2 separate regions of the Homo sapiens genome follow, and region 1 is linked to region 2. Evidence: read pairs that join two places in POLR2A ChIA-PET (ENCODE). Cell type or tissue: A673. All regions are shown on one strand. Each heading gives the region's core, and the rest is flanking DNA. Links, peaks and the distances in the headings are about the cores only.

Region 1 (5,385 bases), core at 313-5,312, 250 kb after region 2:
TTCAGGGGCATGAGCTGGCGGCTCTCTGCCCTTGCCCGTGGCTGCCTGAACCTCTGGAATTCTCCCCAAATTCTGAAATGTGTGTCAGGCCAATTGTGCAGTCTCCAGCCCAGCTAGAGAACGCCTCTCCACTGGAGGCCTCCCCGCCCTGCCCCCCGCCACAGGAAATGCTCTGCTGAGCTCTGCCTAAAATATTCCCAGGGTAACTAATGATTTTGAAAATGCCACGTTACCATGGTACTTGAGGCATGGTAGGTGGGGGGCATGCAGCTGGGTTTCGAATTCAGTAGGTATCCAGTTTATAAGCTTTCATTTTCTTTTTGTTTTCAGTTGTTGTTTAATTTATAACATGCCGAGAAGAAAACTGGATCACACAAGGCTTGGCATGCTTTCTCTTTTTCTTTTCTTCCTCCTTGAGGCTTTGTCCTCCACCTCCTAAGTCCCTGCCAGGTGTTCTGTGTTTAGAGGTAGGACGGGATTGCTTGAAAGCTCCCACCTTTGGAGAGCCGGGTGTGCCACAACCTGGCAACCCCCGAAGCATCACTGACCACAGGAAATGCTATTTGAGGGCCCGACAATAGCAAACAAAACCGAACAAAACCCTGCCTCCATCCAGCGTTATTGTTTTAGTTATATGCAATTATAGGGGAGGAAAAATACCTCTTCCTCTCCAATTGTAGATTCATGGCTGAGGCCCCTATAACAAGAGACAGATTAACAAGAGAAAAACATACAAATTTATTTAATATGAGCTTCGTGTGACACGAGAGTTTTCATAAGGAAACAACGACCCATAGAAACAGTTCAACCTGTGTGTTTTTGTGCTAGATTTGATGAAGGGTGGACAGTCATGGAGAAATGTGATAGGGCAAAAAGGGTATGAGTTAAGTGTCATGAACTGGGGGGTTAAGCAAGGCCTGTTTGTTCAGATTCTTCTCTGTGGCCCTGTGTCTTCAGCGATAATGATGCTATTTTCCTCGAGGTAGAAGAAGGCCACCTGTTGAGTGAGGGAGGGTCTTATGATCAGCTTCACTGGAAGGTCAGAAAATCCTTTCTAGGTTTTATGACCTGCTGCAGGAGAGAAGGGAGGTGGAAGGTCTGAGAGGCCTTCCTGCACATGCTGCCTCCTGAATGCCCTCACCTTCCAAGGTGCCGTAGTTAGGACAGCATGTCCTGAACCTTGTCACAATCCCATGAGCATTTTTTAAAGATAGGGATAGATAGATATTCACCATCACATATGTAATATGTATGCATGCATGTGTATCTGTGTGTGTGTATTAAAGTTTCATGTTTTGACCTGCTAAGGAAAGGGTATCTACAGAGACATAGAGGGAGAGAAAAAGGAAGGAGGAGAAAGAGAGAGGGAAATATAAGTGAAGAAAAGAAAGAGATAAAAAGAACAAAGGAGAAGGGCAGGATCAGAAGATGGAAGTTTAAAATGTGTTGCGCCTCTGCTGTATGTTCCTGTTGAAGGCAGGGCTGGGCTTCTTACATGGGGGAAGGAAACCAAGGCTAATTGTAAGGAAGATGGAGAGGGCAGAGGAGGGAGAGGCAGAGGGGGAAGAGAGCTGCCTAGAGGGTCAGAGGGACTGCCTGGAAGTCCCAGATGGTGCTAATCCACTTTGTGTTTCTATAATGTACAGGGCTCTGGGTTGCAGTTACTGGTCACCAGATCCCTTTCAAATGCTCATTTGCTATTTCTGTCCTGAATATAGCTGATCAGTTTCTGTGTTCAAATGCAAACGTTATTTATGGTGCTTATTTGTTATGGGTGTTTTGGTTTCTTTTGCCCATGGGATTCTTAGGGTTTTGCTCCCTGGCATCTTGGAAATCTAGTGTAAGCCTATGCTAACAGGGACCTGAAGATCCTTTTTGCAGAAGGTAAGTGCCTCATCACGCAGAGCCTGAAGGTTAGATTTAGGGTAAGGATTGCATTGACCTGAGACTCACCTTTGACTCCCATCCTTAAAATCAAATTTCCTTGATTTGTTTAATTGTTTTAAAATACTTACTCTTATTCTTCTTTGCAAACGGATGTGTCAGGCTTGAACATTTGAATGAGCTTTGAAAGAAAGCTGCCTCACTTTTTATTTGGTGGCAGCCTACACAGGTTAGTGATCAATCAAAACATAAGTAAAGTAGTAACTCAACATTTCTTTGAATGTTTAGATTACTTACCTTTGCATAGCTCTTAGCCTTTTAAAAAAAATTATTATTCAGACTGAAAATTCAGCTCTGTGTTTTTGTTGGTTTGTTTGTTTTTGAGGTGGGGTCTCAGGGTCACCCAGGCTGGAGTGCAGTGGTGTGATCACAGCTCACTGCAGCCTCAACTTCTGGACTCAAGTTATTCTCCCACCTCAGCCTCCTTAGTAGCTGGGACTACAGGAACCCACCACTACACATAGCTAGTTTTTTGTTTTTCTTTTAGTAGAGAAGAGATCTTGCTATGTTGCCCAGGCTGGTCTCCAACTCCTGAGCTCAAGCGATCCTCCTGCCTTGGTCTCCCAAAGTGCTGGGATTACAGGTGTGTGCCACCACACCCAGCCTAAAACTCATCTTTGAATAGGTAACTCCAGGAGTCAAAAGTAGGGAATATAGTTTGGGGATACACAGCCTTTGCGGCTGGTAACATCAGGGTGCTATGATTTAAAGGGACCCCCTCCGTGTTACAACACTTACTACCCAAGTTATTCTCTTCAGCATGGTTCATAGTATTGACCTAGAACTATTGAGTTTCTGTGACTCTGAAAAAACATAATTTTTTATTTCTTCAATCTGCAAAATAGTGATATGTTCTAAGGATTAACAAATTGCTTCAAATGCCTGCTATGATAGCATTATACTTGAGCTTAACTTATTTTTATGTTTCAGAATTCTCTGAATAGCAGTTAACTTTCTCATGGGAAATTTGGATACATTTAGTAGATTTCAAAGCATAATGCAACAATAAATGTTTCTTTTCAGTATTTATTTGCCCCTTATTGCCTCATAAAACAATTCCTAAAATCATTGGCTCTCTCCAGTGATCTTTTACTCATCTTCAAGTCATCTCCTTCCTCTTTATATTTGATTGAATTATGAGATTTTACTGTTTGCCAGGCCTTCAACTAATTGCCAGGGATAGAATGATGAATAAGCTATGATCTTTGCCTTCAAAAAAACTTCTGTCTTTTCGTGAGATGGTTCATAAACAGCCCAGAATTTGGCAGCCTCAGAAAATATTAGGTTAGTTTCTTTTTTTTTTTTTTTGAGATAGAATCTCACTCTGCCACCCAGGCTGGAGTGCAGTGGTGTGATCACAGCTCACTGCAGCCCTGACCTCTCCAGCTCAAGGGATCATTGTGTCTCAGCCTCCTGAGCAGATGGGACTATAGGCTGTGCCACCATACCTGGCTAATTTTTGTATTTTTAGTAGAGACAGGGTCTTGCCATTTTGCCCAGGCTTGTCTTGAACTCCTGGCCTCAAGTGATCTACCCACGTTGGCCTTCCAAAGTGCTGAGATTCCAGGCATGAGCCACTGTGTCTGGCCTTGGTTAGTTTCAGTTCTCTTTTCAATTAGCAATAATTTTGCTTATATATATATATATATATATACATATATATATATATATATGTATATATATATATATATTTTTTTTTTTTCTGAGATAAGGTCTCCCCTCTGTTGCCCAGGCTGGAGTGCAGTGGCACAATCTCAGCTCACTGCAGCCTCGACCTCTCCAGCTCAAGTGATCCTCCCACCTCAGCCTCTCGAGTAGCTGGGACTATAGGCACATGCCACCATACACAGCTAATATTTGTATTTTTTGTAGAGACGCGTGTCTCACTATGTTGCCCAGGGTGGTCTCTAACTTCTGGGCTCAAGAGATCCTCCTGTTTCGGCCTCCCAAAGTGCTGGGACTACAGGCATGAGCCATCGTGCCCAGCCCTAATATATCTTTTTATTTCCTAAAAATTCGTACCTCTTTCCTATACTAACTGACATAACCAAATTGGAATTAAAATAATGCAGGCTAGAATTTAAGAAAAAATAATCATCTTTCCTGGACAGTGCCCTGCTCAGGTAGACAGCACTTGGTTACCTACCCTTTGCAAGTTTAGTTTTAAACTGCCAAGTTCTAGTCATTGAATTTTTTTTATATATTATGCTTCCGTAACTTCTGTTTTGTCTAGAAGCATGAGCCTTAGTTTCTTTTCAACATTTCTGAAACACTTACACACCCAGTATCAGACTTTTTGCTGGGAAAAAACACTTAGGAACAATGAATAACAAGAATTCGGTTTATTCTGTTTCTGCCTAACATTGTGAGGAGTCTGCATAGTCAGAGTTTTAAGAAAAAAAATGTAATTTAGTGGGAAAATTAAAACTTTGATAGCCAAGGGTATATGCAGATAGCCTTTTCTGTGTATTTCCATTAAAAATAATTTATTTGAGAAAGTGGTTAGGAAGAAAGACATGTACCAAAAAATTTAAATTCTTTACCAAAGGCATAATGGAAGTGCCAAATGTTAAAGAATTGCATTTGAGCATTTGTGGTTGGACATGGTTTCAGGAAAGTATTCATTAAGAAGTGAAGTCAAGAGCACTGGGTATGAATATTGTATGCTAAGGGGAAAATGTATTTTAGGTAGGTGCTGGTGAAAGAATATACCATTATCTTCCTTATCTTTTAAGTATCCAGGCCAGTATCATGGGACCCTGCATTAATAGTGCTTTGGGACTGCACTTGGGTAATATTTTCAGCTGAAACTGAACTAACACAAGGCCCTTTGGGCAGACGATCATCAAAGTCACGTGGCTGTATTCCAGGACCGTTTCACATCAAGCTGCATGGTACAAGACACTGCCCTGGAATAAGTCACATATCTTTGAAGCTCCTTGTGATGCAGGAATTTTCTCACCCCTTGTCAGACTTGCGACGGAGGTGCCCCATTTCTTTGGCCCACCATGCTCAACCTTTTGCAGGAAGGAGCATATGAGTGAGCAAGGGCAGGATCCGGCCAGCTACTCTGGGCGCCAGCAGGAGCAGACTCTCTGTAGGCCCCTCAGCCAGACCAGGTGGGGCTCTCTGCAACCCCCAAGACCCCAGAGGGTGTGTTACAATGCTATCTTAGCTCTGCTGTCCGTGGACAGTGGTGTGTTATCAGCTCAGTGGACTTGCCTCATAGTGTGGGACAGCTGCCCTCTGCCAGTGAGGGCAAAGGGCCACTGTGATAGCTTTTTTTGGGTACTTGCACTCAGTGGGTCCTGAACTCTTGTCTGGTGTCCAAGAAGAATTAGTTACACAGATACTTGAAGGATGGTGGAGGTAGAAAATTTTACTTAGTGATAGAAGTTGCTCTCAGCAGAGAGGGGAGCTGGAGAGGGGTCAGGTTGGGCA
Region 2 (5,385 bases), core at 271-5,270:
GGGTACTGTTTCTCTATACAAGGAAATCATTTCGGGAAGAGAGGATGGGGGGGTTTGTTAAAATGCAGATTCCCAGGCCATACCCCTACAGGGTCAGATTTGGTAAGCCTTGCTCCCTGGTGCTTGGGAATCTGCATTTAAACACTACAAAATGTGTTTGCTGGTATTTGATTATTCCTCTTAAACACACCCAATTCACATAAAGAGTGCAGATACCCATAGGGGACAGAATAGATACAAACTAAAACCATATGTCATTGATTTCCAAACCTGGCAGGGCCTCAGAAGCACTCATACGTTGATTAAAACTGTACATTCTCGGACTTTCTCCCAGAGATTCTGATTCCATAGCTCTGGAATGAGGCCCAATACTCTGCGTAGGATGATTAGGATGATTCCGATGCACAGCCAAATGTGAGAGCTCCTGTTAACTTACAGCACACTGATCAAGTGCATGTTAAGGGCTGGAGTGGAGCACAAGGAGCACCGCCCTCCTAAATCCAGGCAGGCAGTGATGGAGAGACTCATTCATTCCTCCCACAATGATTAAGAAAGGGTTTGCTGAGATGGGTTCCCGAAACTGCTTTGGTAAGTTAGAAGGATGAATAGGTAGTACAGTTGGGAAACTCAAAGGCGGGAGTGAACCCCATGAATTTTGAGTAGGTATTCCCAAGAAGAGTGAAAACCAGAAAAGTGAGGTGGGGTTTCACTCATTTTGGTTTATCTAGATGGCAATGGAAACTGCATGAAGAGGTGGTTCTGAATTTTTATCAAAGCTTTCATATTTTGTGAAGTTACTCTAAAGGTATTGTTAAAAACAGAATGCCACTTTTGAAAAAAAAAAAAAAAAACATTGGAAAGGATCTGTCATTGAATGGCATTGACATAACAAAGTCTTAAGACCTGAACCTGAACCTCCTGGTATTTTTCTACCCACCTATCAGACATGCTACCGGTTTCCCCTTTTCTTCTGTGCATCTCCCTGTTACATGGAACTAGGAAGCAGGAAGCCCACAGATCACCTTGATTAATCTGGTATCAGGAGCTGTTTTCATCACCATGGAAACATGACACTCCTATGGAAAATGGAGAAACCTCTGATCTTTGTATTTTAAAAATTTTTTTAAAAAACACCCTAGAATAATGTTCTTTCTGAAAACAACAAGATACATGTACAAACACACGATTATATTACACATCTTGTATGTGGTTGAATTTTACTCATCATGCTTGTAAAAATATTAATTTATGCTCAAAGCAAAGGTTTCTAGACATAAGATTATACAATGAGAGGGCTTAAGTGCCACTGGAAGAAACTTCAGGGTAATAGACTTCTAAAATGCACAGATTGTTCTAAGAAGAACATGTATCCCAAGAAGTCTTTGCAAACGGATATTCCTTTATGCTTATTTCTTACCCAGGTAATATCAAGGGTATGTAAGGGTGTCGGGAGTGGCACATTTCATAAAACACTGAATTTTTCCTCCTTTCAATCTGCATCAAGCTATTTCTTTTTGTCCTTCAAAATAATAGCCAAACGTTTAAAAATTCTCTGCTTAGGACTTCTAAGACTCCATGCTGTTTTAAACCCTCAATAACAGATCTCAATATTGCAAGCATCCTGTAGATTATTTTCCACATAGTCCTGAAATAAGACTCAATTTTGAACTGGAAACTATTGAAAAGTAGAAAATCTTTCCTATAGCTATGTGTATATTAGCATAGGCACACAAAAACAAGAATAAACTCACTGATTTCTTTCCCTAGTGCTTTGGGCTAATACTGGTTCTCTCACGTTGTGGTATTCTAATGCTGCTGACTCTTGTTTATAGAACATTAAGGAAGGGGTGAAAAACCTACAGCACTCACATCCCTGGGGTAGTTACTTATTTCTTTAATATTTTTAGATTTTATTTACTGTAATCAAAAAGAAGGCCAATGGGGTTGGAACACTGATTTTTATAATTGAACAGAGAATTATAGTTGAACTATGTGAAATTTAACTGGTAAAATAAAGATGTTAAATATCTTTCTAAAGGAGACATTATAGGCTTTTTCTTTTCTTCAGTACAATAGGAAGTTCTAATTTTTTTTATAGGGTTAGAGAGTCAGGAGCTGGATGAAAATGCCCCTAAGCCTTTGATAGAGTTAAGAGAAAGGGAGAAAGACAAAATACCAATTGAGCTACTTTTTTTTTCCTTTAGAAGTAGAAAATAGTATTTGGAAAAATTTGAATATGAAAACATTGTCTTGGGTTCTTTATTTTAATCTTATGCAACTGAGAAACTAGTGCAGGATTTACTCTGAGCTCAAAGTAATACTCCCTTGCTTTCTTGAGTCATGTGAGAAGCATCGTATATGGGGAAGGGAATTCCTTTCTTGACCATCATTGCCCTCACCCTGCGATGCAAGAGCTATGAGTTTCAATATAAATATTATTGCTGGCCACAAGACTTCCCAGATCCTTTTCAAAAACCCTAGCCGCAGAATTTGACTGGCAGAGGATGTGTTTATACTTAGTCTCACTATCAATTCTCCCTAAAATGGAAAACCTGCAACAAAGGATGCACTAAAATGCTGCTCCCCAGGGCAGGCTTGTGTCAGCACAAGAGGCAGTTACAGGGAGATCATGTTAAGGGATTTGCACTTAATAACCTTGGCACCGGTCCAGCCAAGGCTGGGAAAAGTACTCCCAGTTCTCTACCCCAGCAGCAAATGATGTAATTCACGCTACAAGGAGGCACGTCCGCTGACCTGGCTTGGCAGAGGTGAGTGCAAAGGTGCTTGTATAACTGGTTTGCTTGTTGAGGTCCAAAATGGTTTATGAAAAGGAGGCGCTTAAGCAGCATTTTATCACAGGTTAACTGCATTAGAGAAATTGGGTTAAAACGTTAAATTTCAGCTGCTAGAACCAGCTTTGTGTCATTTGGGTATTTCCTTCAAATGCTAATGAAAGCTCAAGAATACTAATCAGATCCCATTGGCAAAGCCAAGCCAGTCATGGCAGGTTTCCAGCTGAAAATTATTTTTCACTGTCTACACTTGGATACTCTGCTCCCACTTGAACAAACGCACGGCAAAGTCATTGGTGATTGTGCTCCTATGCCCAGTCCAGGCCTCCCGCAGCATGTCCCTACAACTGCTCTTCACAATTATCAGGTCCTTGCCTCTGTAATGAATAGAGCTCTGCTTCTACACCCTCAGTGCCTGATGCTAGGCCAGACACTACTTGCTCACCGCTCAGGCCAGGGCACCGATTACCTCACCTAGAAGAGACAGCTGAGTGTCATGAAGAAAGCACGAGATTAGAAGTCAATGTTGTGAATAGAGCCTAGTTCACGACCCATTAGCTGCATATATTTGGGTAAATTATTTGCCTTTTTGCGCCTGTTTCCTCTTCTGTAAAATGGGAGTAATGAAATTTATTTACTTATTCAGGCTCTGAGGATTAAAGCTCATGTTTATAAAACTTCCTGGCATTTGGTAGCCCCTTGCCCAATGGTAGCTGCTCTTCTTATCTTGCCACCTTCCCTCTCTGCAGCCTACCTACTCCCCAATACACGATCTGCACAGAGGAAGAAAAATGGTTCTTAATGTCACTTCATACCACTCTTCCTGGCTCTGTAGCATCCTAAACAAGGAGGGGTTTTGGTTCCTAGGGGCTGCTGGGATTTTCTCCAGACAAATTTGACTGCCTGGCTGCTGCTGTTGTATAAGCAGAAATTTAACTGGGGTTTCACCAAGTGCGTCTGACAGAGAAGATAATGGCTAGGGAGTTGAATAAGTATGCAAGGGAGTCATGATCTGGAAGACCCGGGGGATCTTGGCTTTACAAGTGAGGAGGGTCATGGGCCCTGGAAAGTGGATCAGTGGATGCAGGGCTTCACCTGTGTGGTTAAAAAATTGTTGATCTCAAAGTAGATAGAGGGATGAGATGTAAGGGTAAGGTGGGGGTAAAAGTAGATGTAGCAGTTAGTGAGTGGCATACTTGGAATGGTGGGTATGGAGGGGGTGTGGCCGTGGGAGTATTCTTTCTCCTTTGTAGAAAAGAAAAATGTGATCATACAAGGCTACGGAGAGAACAGGTAAACTAGTAACTCCAGCAAGACCTCATCTGTCCAGCACTGTTAGCCGTTGAGAATCCCATTCATACAACCATTCCAGACAACAAATGAAGCACATACTTTGTTTTAACGACTTGGAGAGAATTCTTACTTCTGACCAGTTTGCTGAATACATCAATCATATACTAGGGGATATAGTACTTGCACAGAGAGAAAGGGTACGACACAGGGAGAGGATGTGTGAGCACTTTAAGGAAGAATATAACATGCGTCTGTACTGGCAAAGATAACCATTTCCAGGGAGTTACAAAGTCTTCATAAAGTGATAAATTTCTATTTTAATAACAGAAAGGGGACTGTAATTAATTATTTGCTGATCACTTGCCTATTTCCAGTCAATAGCACAGGTAGGACCTTAATGTAATTTTCTACAAAGAAATATATGAACAGATGTTTATAATAATGAAAAACCAATGGAGTCATTTCTCACCAACTAGATATAACAAAGATTATAAACTTTTATACACTGTTGGTGAGGGATTGAGGGAAAACTATCATATATGTGGGTAGGGATTAAATTTGCATCAATTATTTGGCAACATCCATCGCGATTGTAAATGTACATACCTTTTGTATTAAAATTCAGAGACAAAGAGACTTAGATGAATGTAGCCCCAGATGCAGAGTTCAGAACTATGAAGTAAGTGTGAAGTGCTCGATGTGCTGAGAAAGAAAAAGGAAAGGTCTTCAGACTGATGGAGTGTGACAGGATCCAGATGAGCCCTCTTCTTGAGTTGAATTGTAAGTACTTTTCAAACTGGGTAGGATAAAGTTAGCATTTCAAGAATGTTTGCGAAAAGCAGATTATTCCAGAAACAGAAATGGGGAAGCAACTTGAAATTGAAAAAAAAAAAAAAAAAAAAGGAAGTAAAGCTGCATTCCTACATCACACCCCCCCCCCCAAATACTGTAAAATCATTAAAGAAAATGTATATTTTTATAAAAGTGGCATGATGGCTTTTTCTAAAGAATGACAATGGGCCGGGCACAGTGGCTCATGCCTGTCATCCCAGCACTTTGTGAGGCTGAGGCGGGCAGATCACAAGGTCAGGAGATCGAGACCATCCTGGCTAACATGGTGAAACCCAGTCTCTACTTAAAAAATACAAAAAATTAGCCAGGTGTGGTAGTGGGTGCCTGGGGTCCCAGCTACTCGGGAGGCTGAGGCAGGAGAATGGCCTGAACCCAGGAGGCAGAGCTTGCAGTGAGCAGAAATCGTGCCACTGCACTCCAACCTGGGTGACAGAGCAAGACTCCATCT

Evidence for each region. ChIA-PET counts read pairs that join two places held together with the same protein. Peaks named below come from ENCODE experiments on the same cell type or tissue, not always from the same donor. Only the 100,000 strongest peaks of a DNase experiment are listed, where the experiment ranks them.
Region 1: POLR2A ChIA-PET joins it to region 2 with 5 read pairs; 2 of 35 experiments call an interaction of 5 or more read pairs at or near these places.

What each region holds. Positions count from the first base shown.
Region 1 is chr13:35,912,583-35,917,967 of GRCh38, reverse strand. All of the region lies in intron 4 of DCLK1 (doublecortin like kinase 1), which reads left to right. Among named protein-coding and RNA genes, the nearest start is that of DCLK1, 220 kb to the left of the region's middle. RefSeq lists an enhancer at 478-1,220. In A673, for the core only: no CTCF peak of the experiment used is centred there; no DNase peak of the experiment used is centred there.
Region 2 is chr13:36,161,215-36,166,599 of GRCh38, reverse strand. LOC107984604 (a long non-coding RNA gene) reads left to right here and starts at 2,714. Exons shown (of 3, transcript XR_001749822.1): 1 at 2,714-2,768; 2 at 4,711-4,865. In A673, for the core only: no CTCF peak of the experiment used is centred there; a DNase peak (open chromatin) is centred at 2,659.